Regions from separate parts of the Homo sapiens genome. Here region 1 is linked to region 2. A link is a contact called in ENCODE Hi-C or POLR2A ChIA-PET data. All regions are on one chromosome and are shown on one strand. The core of a region is the stretch at or near the end of the contact, and the rest is flanking DNA. Distances in the headings are between cores, read along the strand shown. Region 1 has its middle 10 kb from the start of IL32. Region 2 has its middle 7.6 kb from the start of CLDN9.

Region 1 (3,879 bases), core at 133-2,632, 71 kb after region 2:
GGGACAGATGCAGGCACAGAGGCAGGGATGGATGGACAGACAGATGCATACACAGAGGCAGGGATAGATGGACAGATACTGGCACAGAGGCAGGGATGGATGGACAGATGCAGGCACAGAGGCAGGGACAGACAGACAGATGCATGCACAGAGGCGTGTATGAATGGTTGGAAGGATGCATGCACAGAGGCAGTGATGGATGGGTGGGGAGATTGGATGGATAGATGCCGGTAGGTCGTTCTTGTCCTGGAGGAGGTGATCCAGGCTAAGTCCTCACACCGGGAGGGGCAGGAGGCGAGCATGGGGAGATACAGCTGTGTGTCCCAGTGCACTGGAAGTTACAGATGACATCGATGTCCTGTCCTGATGAAACAGGAAACACAATTGTCATTTGAAAGTTAGGGCTGAGGGCCGGGCGCGGTGGCTCACACCTGTAATCCCAGCATTTTGGGAGGCTGAGGCGGGGGGGTCACCTGAGGTCAGGAGTTCGAGACCAGCCTGGCCAACATGGTGAAATCCCGTCCCTACTAAAAATGCAAAAATTAGCTGGGTGTGTTGGTGGGGCGCCTGTAATCCCAGATACTCAGGAGGCTGAGGCAGGAGAATCACTTGAACCTGGGAGGCAGAGGTTGCAGTGAGCTGAGATCACGCCATTGCACTCCAGCCTGGGTGACAGAGGAAGACACCGTCTCAAAAAAAAAAAAAAAAAGAGACAGAAAAGAAAGTTGGGGGCCGGGGCTGGATGAAAGCTTGAGGGGCTGTGGGCCTGGCATGGGGCTGAGGGGAGTGTGCAGGAGCTGCCTGCCAAAGCCTGGGGCAAGGATGATAGGAGGTGCTGGGGCCCCTGTGGACTGCCCTCTGAGAATCTCGTGAGGCTGGGTCTGCACAGCTGTGGTTGTGTAACTTCCCCCAGATGCATGGTGTGACAAGGGTGCAGGAAGGGGTGCAGGGCCCGGAAGCTCAGTGTGGTTAAAGACATGCAAGGCAGGATAGAAGGTGAGAGATGAATGATATGGCCGTGATCAAAACACCAAACTTCAGTTTCTCAGAAAAAGGACTCAGAGCAACAAGAGAACCTACAGTCAACAAGGACATTCATCAGCGCACATGTGATTTGAGCAAGACCATTGAAGCCCCTGCTGAACGGCAGGCTGGCAGAGCCAGGGTACCTGGCCATCTACCTTGAAGTCTCTGTGCCTCAGTTTCCTCCTCTGTAAAATGGACATAGGGGACAGGTTTGGTGAGAAGTGAATGAAAACGTGTTTGCTACCCCTCTTAGGACTCATGTTTCATGCTTAGATGCTCAGCTAGTGGTTTTAGGGACCGAGAGAAATTTGCTTTTCAGTTCACCAGGTCGTTACCTATGAACCTGCCCTGAGCAGTGCTGACCTTAGTTAGAGATGGCCATGAAACTCATCCGCATGGGGTAATTGGGGCCTCCCTGTGGTGCTGCAGGGCTATGTCTCTGTCTTGGTCTCTTCAGGCCTCTCAGCAGCTGGAGCAGGAGCTGGCAGGCAGCTCACCGATGGATAAGGAGCTGGGCTTTGGCCAGGGCTGACATGGGAAGCGTCTCGGTCCTGCCGGTCCTGGCGCCTGAGCTGAATCCGGAGGGAAGAGGCTGCTGTGGTGGGAACAGGCTGGGAGCCAGGCCTGGCGCTGGGGCCGGCAGGCTGTGTTCTGAGAGTGCCTGCTAGAGGAGCTCTGTGTTCCCAAGGAGATGGAGGAAGACCTGGGGTGGGGGTGGTACAGGGTAGGGAGAGGAGGGGCAGAGGCTGTGGACAGGGAGATGGGGGAGGGGGGATGGAGGACTCAAGGGATGTAAGGGATATGGCTTGAGGAGGGATGGGGGCAGGAATGAGGGAAGGTCTTGGGTCAAGGACATGGACCTACATCCCCAGCAGATGGGGGAGATGGGCGGGGGTTGCTGACCATAGACTGGAGCTGGGAGGAGGGTACGCTGCCAGGGCTGGGGCTGCCAGCAGAGAATGGCACGCACCTTATAGGCTCCTGCCCCTGCCCCACTGCCCCCTCAAGTTCAAGTTTCTTTTTCTTTTCTTTCTTTTTTTGAGACGGGGCCTTGTTCTGTTGTCCAGGCTGGAGTTCAGTGACATGGTCATGCGTCACTGCAGCCTCGACCTCCCCAGCTCAAGCAAGCCTCCTGCCTCCCTGCCTCAGCTTGGAACCTGAGTAGCTGGGACCACAGGCGTGCACCACCATTCCTGGCTATTTTTTAATTTTTTTGTAGAGAAGGGGGTTCTCCTTATGTTGCCCAGGCTGGTCTTGAGCTCCTGGGCTCAAGTGAAACTCCTACCTGAGCCTCCCAAAGTGCTAGGATTACAGGAGTGAGCCACCACACCCAGCTCCTTCCCCTCAAACTTCTGTGCAAAAAGTGCTCCCTTCCCAGAGGAGGGTCCCCATCTGTGTGTAAGGTGGCCCCTTCCTCTATGTGTTCTCTGGGTCGCTTCAGCCCTGTGGCCCAGTGTCCAGCACAGCCATGCTGAGTGGGTGACTGGAGAAAGGGATCGTGGAGGATTGGGGCAGGGGGGTGCTGGGCAGAGGCGGCTGGGGTCACCTCTGGAAGGTGTCCTGCTGTTCCTGTTGGCTGCAGCTGCACTTGCAGGGCCTTCCTGTGCCCCCCTTTCCTGGTGCAGGGGCACCCTCTGCTTGCTGAGACCAGCTCGGTCAGGGAGATCTTAAACCAGGGGCGCTAGAGGAATTAAAGACACACACACAGAAATTCAGAGGTGCGAAGTGGGAAATCAGGGGTCTGACAGCCTTCAGAGCTGAGAGCCCCAACAGAGGTTTACCCACATATTTATTAATAGTAAGTCAGTCATTAGCATTGTTTCTATAGATAATAGATTAACTAAAAGTATCCCTTATGGGAAATGAAGGGATGGGCCGAAGTAAAGTGGTGGGTCTGGTTAGTTATCTGCAGCAGGAGTGTGTCTTTAAGGCACAGATCACTCAGGCTATTGTTTGTGGTTTAAGAACGCCTTTAAGCGGTTTTCCGCCCTGGGTGGGCCAGGTGTCCCTTGCCCTCATTCCGGTAAACCCACAACCTTCCAGCGTGGGCGTCACGGCCATCATGAACGTGTCACAGTGCTGCAGATTTTGTTTATAGCCAGTTTTGGGGCCAGTTTATGGCCAGATCTTGGGGGGCCTGTTCCCAACATGTCCCCCCTTCTTTGATTTGCAACTCGATAAAAGCAAAGGCAGCTTTGTCACTGTGAGTTACTTCTCGCAGGAGTTAGGATCCACATCTGCAGACTATACAAAGACAAACAACACAGATTAAAAGCACAATCACATCATTGAAATTACAGAGCTTCCAAGTATTTTTATCCATTTTAATGGGTTACTAGCTGCAAATCTGTCTGCAGTTCCTTTAAGCACTCCAGTTGCTGGTATTAAGGTCAGGTGTGCCTGGGATGCTTTAAATATTTTTTCTTTTAATTTTACTGTATCCAAAAAGCTTGTAGAGTGTCCTTCTAGATGCTTTATTCTTTCCCCAATTTTGATCTTATTAAGAGCTATTAATAGTTTCTACAAATCCTTAATGTTTAGCTCCTACAGCGGGCCTTATCGTTTGAGGTTGAGGTGCCACTATACCAGCATGGTTCCAGATAATAGGAACTTTTGCCATACTTCTTATTGTTTCTACCATCTGACCGTTTTGTTCAGACCAGCTGCACATAGTGTGGCCGTGGCACGCAGGCTGAGAGGTGCAATTTAAGCTAAACATCCCCTTAGGGGACCAATTAACAGTGATTCCATAGGAATCGTTGCGCAGCACCTCTGCCTGTTCTGCAATGCAATCTTCCTAAACAAGTACGTTCATTTTTTCTGGCCAGGTTCAATTTTGTTTACAAATAGGTT
Region 2 (3,933 bases), core at 261-2,760:
GGGCGCGGTGGCTCACGCCTGTAATCCCAGCACTTTGGCACGCCGAGGCGGGTGCATCATGAGGTCATGAGTTCGAGACCAGCCTGGCCAACATGGCGAAACCCCGTCTCTACTAAAAACACAAAAATTAGCCGGGCATGGTGGCGGGCGCCCGTAATCCCATCTGCTCAGGAGGCTGAGGCAGGAGACTCGTTTGAACCAGGAGGCGGAGGTTGCAGCTGAGACTGCGCCAATGCACTCCAGCCTGGGGGATAGAGCGAGACTCCGTCTAAAAAAAATTTTTTTTTTAAATTTAAAGACCATAATAATTAGCCGGGTGTGGTGGCGTGCACCTGTAGTCCCGGCTACTTGGGGAGGCTGAGGCGGGAGAACTGCTTTAGTCCGGCAGGTCGAGGCTTCACTGAGCCAAGACCGCGCCACTGCAATGTAGCCTGGGCGCCAGAGTGAGGGGCTCAGTCCCCAAAAAAGCCACCTAAAAAACAAACAAAAAAAAAATTGGTGAGGCGCCGCGCCTCGGTGTCGCAGCGAATCCGCAGATCCTCAAGCCAGGTGGGGGCGCCCACTGCGCGTGTGCAGCGCCTGATAGCCAGGCTAGCTGAGGGCGGGGAGCAGCTGCGGCACCTGGGACACAGCGATTGGCTGGGACCAGGAGAGGGCGGGAAGAAGAACTTGGCGGAGCGCGCTCATATCTCTGATTGGCTGCCAAGGGTAGCCCTTGACAGCTGCCGGGTGGGACCCGTAGACCGCGAGCGCACTGGCCCGTGATTGGTTGGGGTGCGGCGGCGAGCATCTGCGATTGGCTGGGCCGCTCGGAGTGCGGCGCTTGGCCACCTCCCGAGGTACCAGGTCACGGCTGGCGGCGCGCTCTGGGGCCCTGGGCTGGCGGCCGCAACCGGGGTGGCGGCCGCAGCCAAGCTGGCGGCGCGGCTGCCCCGCTCCAGCTCGCACCCGCGGCTCGCCCGCGCCCGCGCCCACTCGCGATTGGGCCGGGCCCGCTCGACGCTGCCGCCCACCCCGCTGCCCCCGCCGTCCCTGCCGCACCCGCCGTTGCCCGGCCTGCCGCCCGGCCTGAGCCCCGGGCCGCCGACGCCCTCCGCTCTCGCCCTGGCCGAGCTGCCACCGCTGCCCGCGCTCCCGCTGCGGCCCGAGCCGCTGGCGCCCTGGGGCCCCGGCGCGCATCTGGCACTGCCCGAGCTGCCGCCCGAAGCCTGCTCACCCGCGCTCTCCGCCGCCGTGCTCGCACTGCAGGACCTGCCGCGCCTGCCCGCGCCCGCGCGCTCCGCCCGCGCTCCTACCGCTGCTTCCGCTGCCCGTGTCCGCCGTCGCCTCAGCCCCTGGGCCCGTGGGCGCGCTCGTCCGCCCGCCCCTGGTCTCCGAGCCGCCGCCGCATCCGCTTCCGCCGCTGCCCGCGCGACCCTCTCCCTTCAGCCTGCTGACGGCCCCCGAGACCCGCGACCCATGGCTGCTGTCCGCCTTTCCCCTGCCACCGCCCGTGCCCCTGTCCCCGCATTTCTTCCTGTCGCCGCCCTGCTGACCTGGCCCCTCCCGCGGCGGGTGAGTAGGCAGCCCCCGACAGGGCCAGTGCCCGTAGCCACCTTCCCCGGGCATGGATTCAGAGGACGGGGGTTAGAGCCCAGTTTGGGGAAGAGAGAAGGAGAATCGGAAGCAGCTCAGGTTTGGTAGAGAAAGGAGCGAGTCTGAAAATAGACTTGTCTAAAGATTCGGGTCTTCCATTTTCCCCTGCTGCCCTCCAGCAGGCCTCTTGCTAGGTTATTTGAGAATGTAACCCGTCCCCTGGGCTGATAACCTGGCTAGTGATCAGGGCAGCGGGCGGGGCCCACAGCACGTGTCCAAGGAAATGGGGATCAAGGGTATGAAAACAAAAGTTTAAAGTGCTGGGCCGGGCGCGGTGGCTCCCGCCTATAATCCCAGCACTTTGGGAGGCTGAGGCTGGCGGATCACCTGAGGTCAGGAGTTTGAGACCAGCCTGACCAACATGGAGAAACCCTGTCTCTACTAAAAATACAAAATTAGCCGGGCGTGGTGGCACATGCCTGTAATCCCAGCTACTCGGGAGGCTGAGGCAGGAGAATCGCTTGAACCCGGGAGGCGGAGGTTGGGGTGAGCCGAGATGGTGCCATTGCACTCCAGCCTAGGCAACAAGAGCTAAACTCCGTCTCAAAAAAAAAAAAAAAAGTTTAAAGTGCTTTAACTATATCCAAATATTTCATTTCTCTTATAAATAAAGGGTCTGGATGCCATGGCTAAGGCCATCCTCAGTGTATGGCTCTTGAAAATTCTGATCCTGCCGCAAAAGTCTTTTTTTTTTTTTTTTTTTTTTTGAGACGGAGTTTCGTTCTTGTTGCCCAGGCTGGAGTGCAATGGCATAATCTCGGCTCACCACAGCCTCCGCCTCCTGGGTTCAAGCGATTCTCCTGCCTCAGCCTCCTGAGTAGCTGAGTTTACAGGCATGCGCCACCACGCCCAGCTAATTTTCTATTTTTAGTAGAGACGGGGTTTCTCCATTTTGGTCAGGCTGGTCTCAAACTCCAGACCTCAGGTGATCCGCCCGTCTCCCAAACTGCTGGGATTACAGGCATAAGCCACTGCGCCCGGCCTTTGAAAAGTCTTCAGAAGTCAAATTTTCAACTGAAACAGATCCAGGGGTCGGGCTGGCTGTGCGCACCAGGGAAGCAGTGGTGGGGATCGATACTGGACCCAAGGGTCACATGCAAGGGCTGTGAAGTCATCCCCATGGGACAGGAGAGCTTCCCCCACCCCCACCCGGGCTGGGCCCTGAGAGGAAGCTCCTGTTCTCTCCAGCTTTGCCTGCACCCCACCTGCCAGTTTCTGTGCAGCCTCTACAACTTAATAAAGTTCTCTTTGTTCCCTAGGTGGCCTGAGCTCAGGTAATCAGGCGAAAATTCTTTCTCAGTGGGCTCTTCTCCAGCAGCCTAGGACTGGTATCAGAAAGCCAACCTTGACCCTGGGGGACCTCGGAGAGCCCGGGACCCACCACCAAGAAGGGCAGTGTACTAGTTCTTTGTGACTGCAGTAAAAATTTTATTTTTTAATTTTTTTTATTTTTGGTAGAGATGCGGTTTCACCATGTTAGCCAGGATGGTCTCGATCTCCTGACCTCGTGATCTTCCCGCCTCGGCCTCCCAAAGTGCTGGGATTACAGGCGTGAGCCACCGCGCCCGGCCTGACCGCAGTAGCAAATTTATACACACTGCATGGCTTCAAACAACAGAAATGTATTCGTTACAATTCTGGAGGCCAAAAGTCAAAAATAAAGGTGTGGGCAGGACCCTGTTCCCTTCACAGGTGCTAGGGGAGGATCCCTCCTGCCTCTTCCAGCTCCTGGTGGCTCCAGGCCCTCTGTGGCTTGTGGCCGCATCACAGGAGTTCCTGCCTCCGTCTTCACATGGCCTTCTCCCCATGTCTGTCTCCAATCTCCCTGTTTTTATGTTGTAAGAGGTTGGATTGTCGTTGAAGGTAGGACCCGCCTGAAACCTAGGATAATCTCATTTTGATATCCTTAGTTTAATTACATGTGCAAAGGCCCTTTTATCAAGTGAGGTCACATTCACAGATTCCAGGGCTTAGAGGGTGGAGGTATCATTTTGCGTGCCCCCATCTGGACATGCAGTGTCCTCTCCCCTGTGGGGCTGACCTACCTTCCTAGCCGTCTTCCCAGAACGTAATGTGTCTTAAATCCGTCATGCTGACCTGGGGCCCTGGGTGCCCTTGGGCAGGAGCTGATGGCACTAGTACCTTGATAAAGTTCTTACTGGCACCAGAAGAGAATAAAGTAACTCTCCTTCCCCTTCTCTGACTTATGGCCAGGTGCCCATTCCCACTGGCTTGCCGCTCCCCAGCTCCCTGCGCTTTATATTGTTGAGGCCTCCTCTCTCAGCTAAGAAACAGGAA

What was found. A loop is a pair of places that touch in the nucleus more often than their neighbours do. ChIA-PET counts read pairs that join two places held with the same protein, here RNA polymerase II (POLR2A). Pooled maps may share reads with other maps.
Region 1: a loop to region 2 is called in a pooled map, with 4 times the contacts of the local background. The contact joins two enhancer-like sites. A Hi-C loop is called at or near these places in 2 of 50 pooled maps. POLR2A ChIA-PET finds 5 or more read pairs at or near these places in 7 of 52 experiments (CD4-positive, alpha-beta T cell, Caco-2, GM12878 and 4 more).

Annotation. Positions count from the first base shown.
Region 1 is chr16:3,074,174-3,078,052 of GRCh38, forward strand. It overlaps the pseudogene LOC107984896. Among named protein-coding and RNA genes, the nearest start is that of IL32, 10 kb to the left of the region's middle. RefSeq lists silencers at 345-528, 2,916-3,075 and enhancers at 709-828, 899-988, 1,109-1,158, 2,506-2,555. Within about 2 kb of position 1,383, at least 16 of the 41 ENCODE cell types and tissues checked have a DNase peak (open chromatin) inside an H3K27ac peak, as active enhancers do.
Region 2 is chr16:3,003,326-3,007,258 of GRCh38, forward strand. No RefSeq gene overlaps it. Among named protein-coding and RNA genes, the nearest start is that of CLDN9, 7.6 kb to the right of the region's middle. RefSeq lists enhancers at 438-1,396, 543-837, 2,643-2,937 and silencers at 502-795, 543-837, 782-881, 892-981. Within about 2 kb of position 1,511, at least 13 of the 41 ENCODE cell types and tissues checked have a DNase peak (open chromatin) inside an H3K27ac peak, as active enhancers do.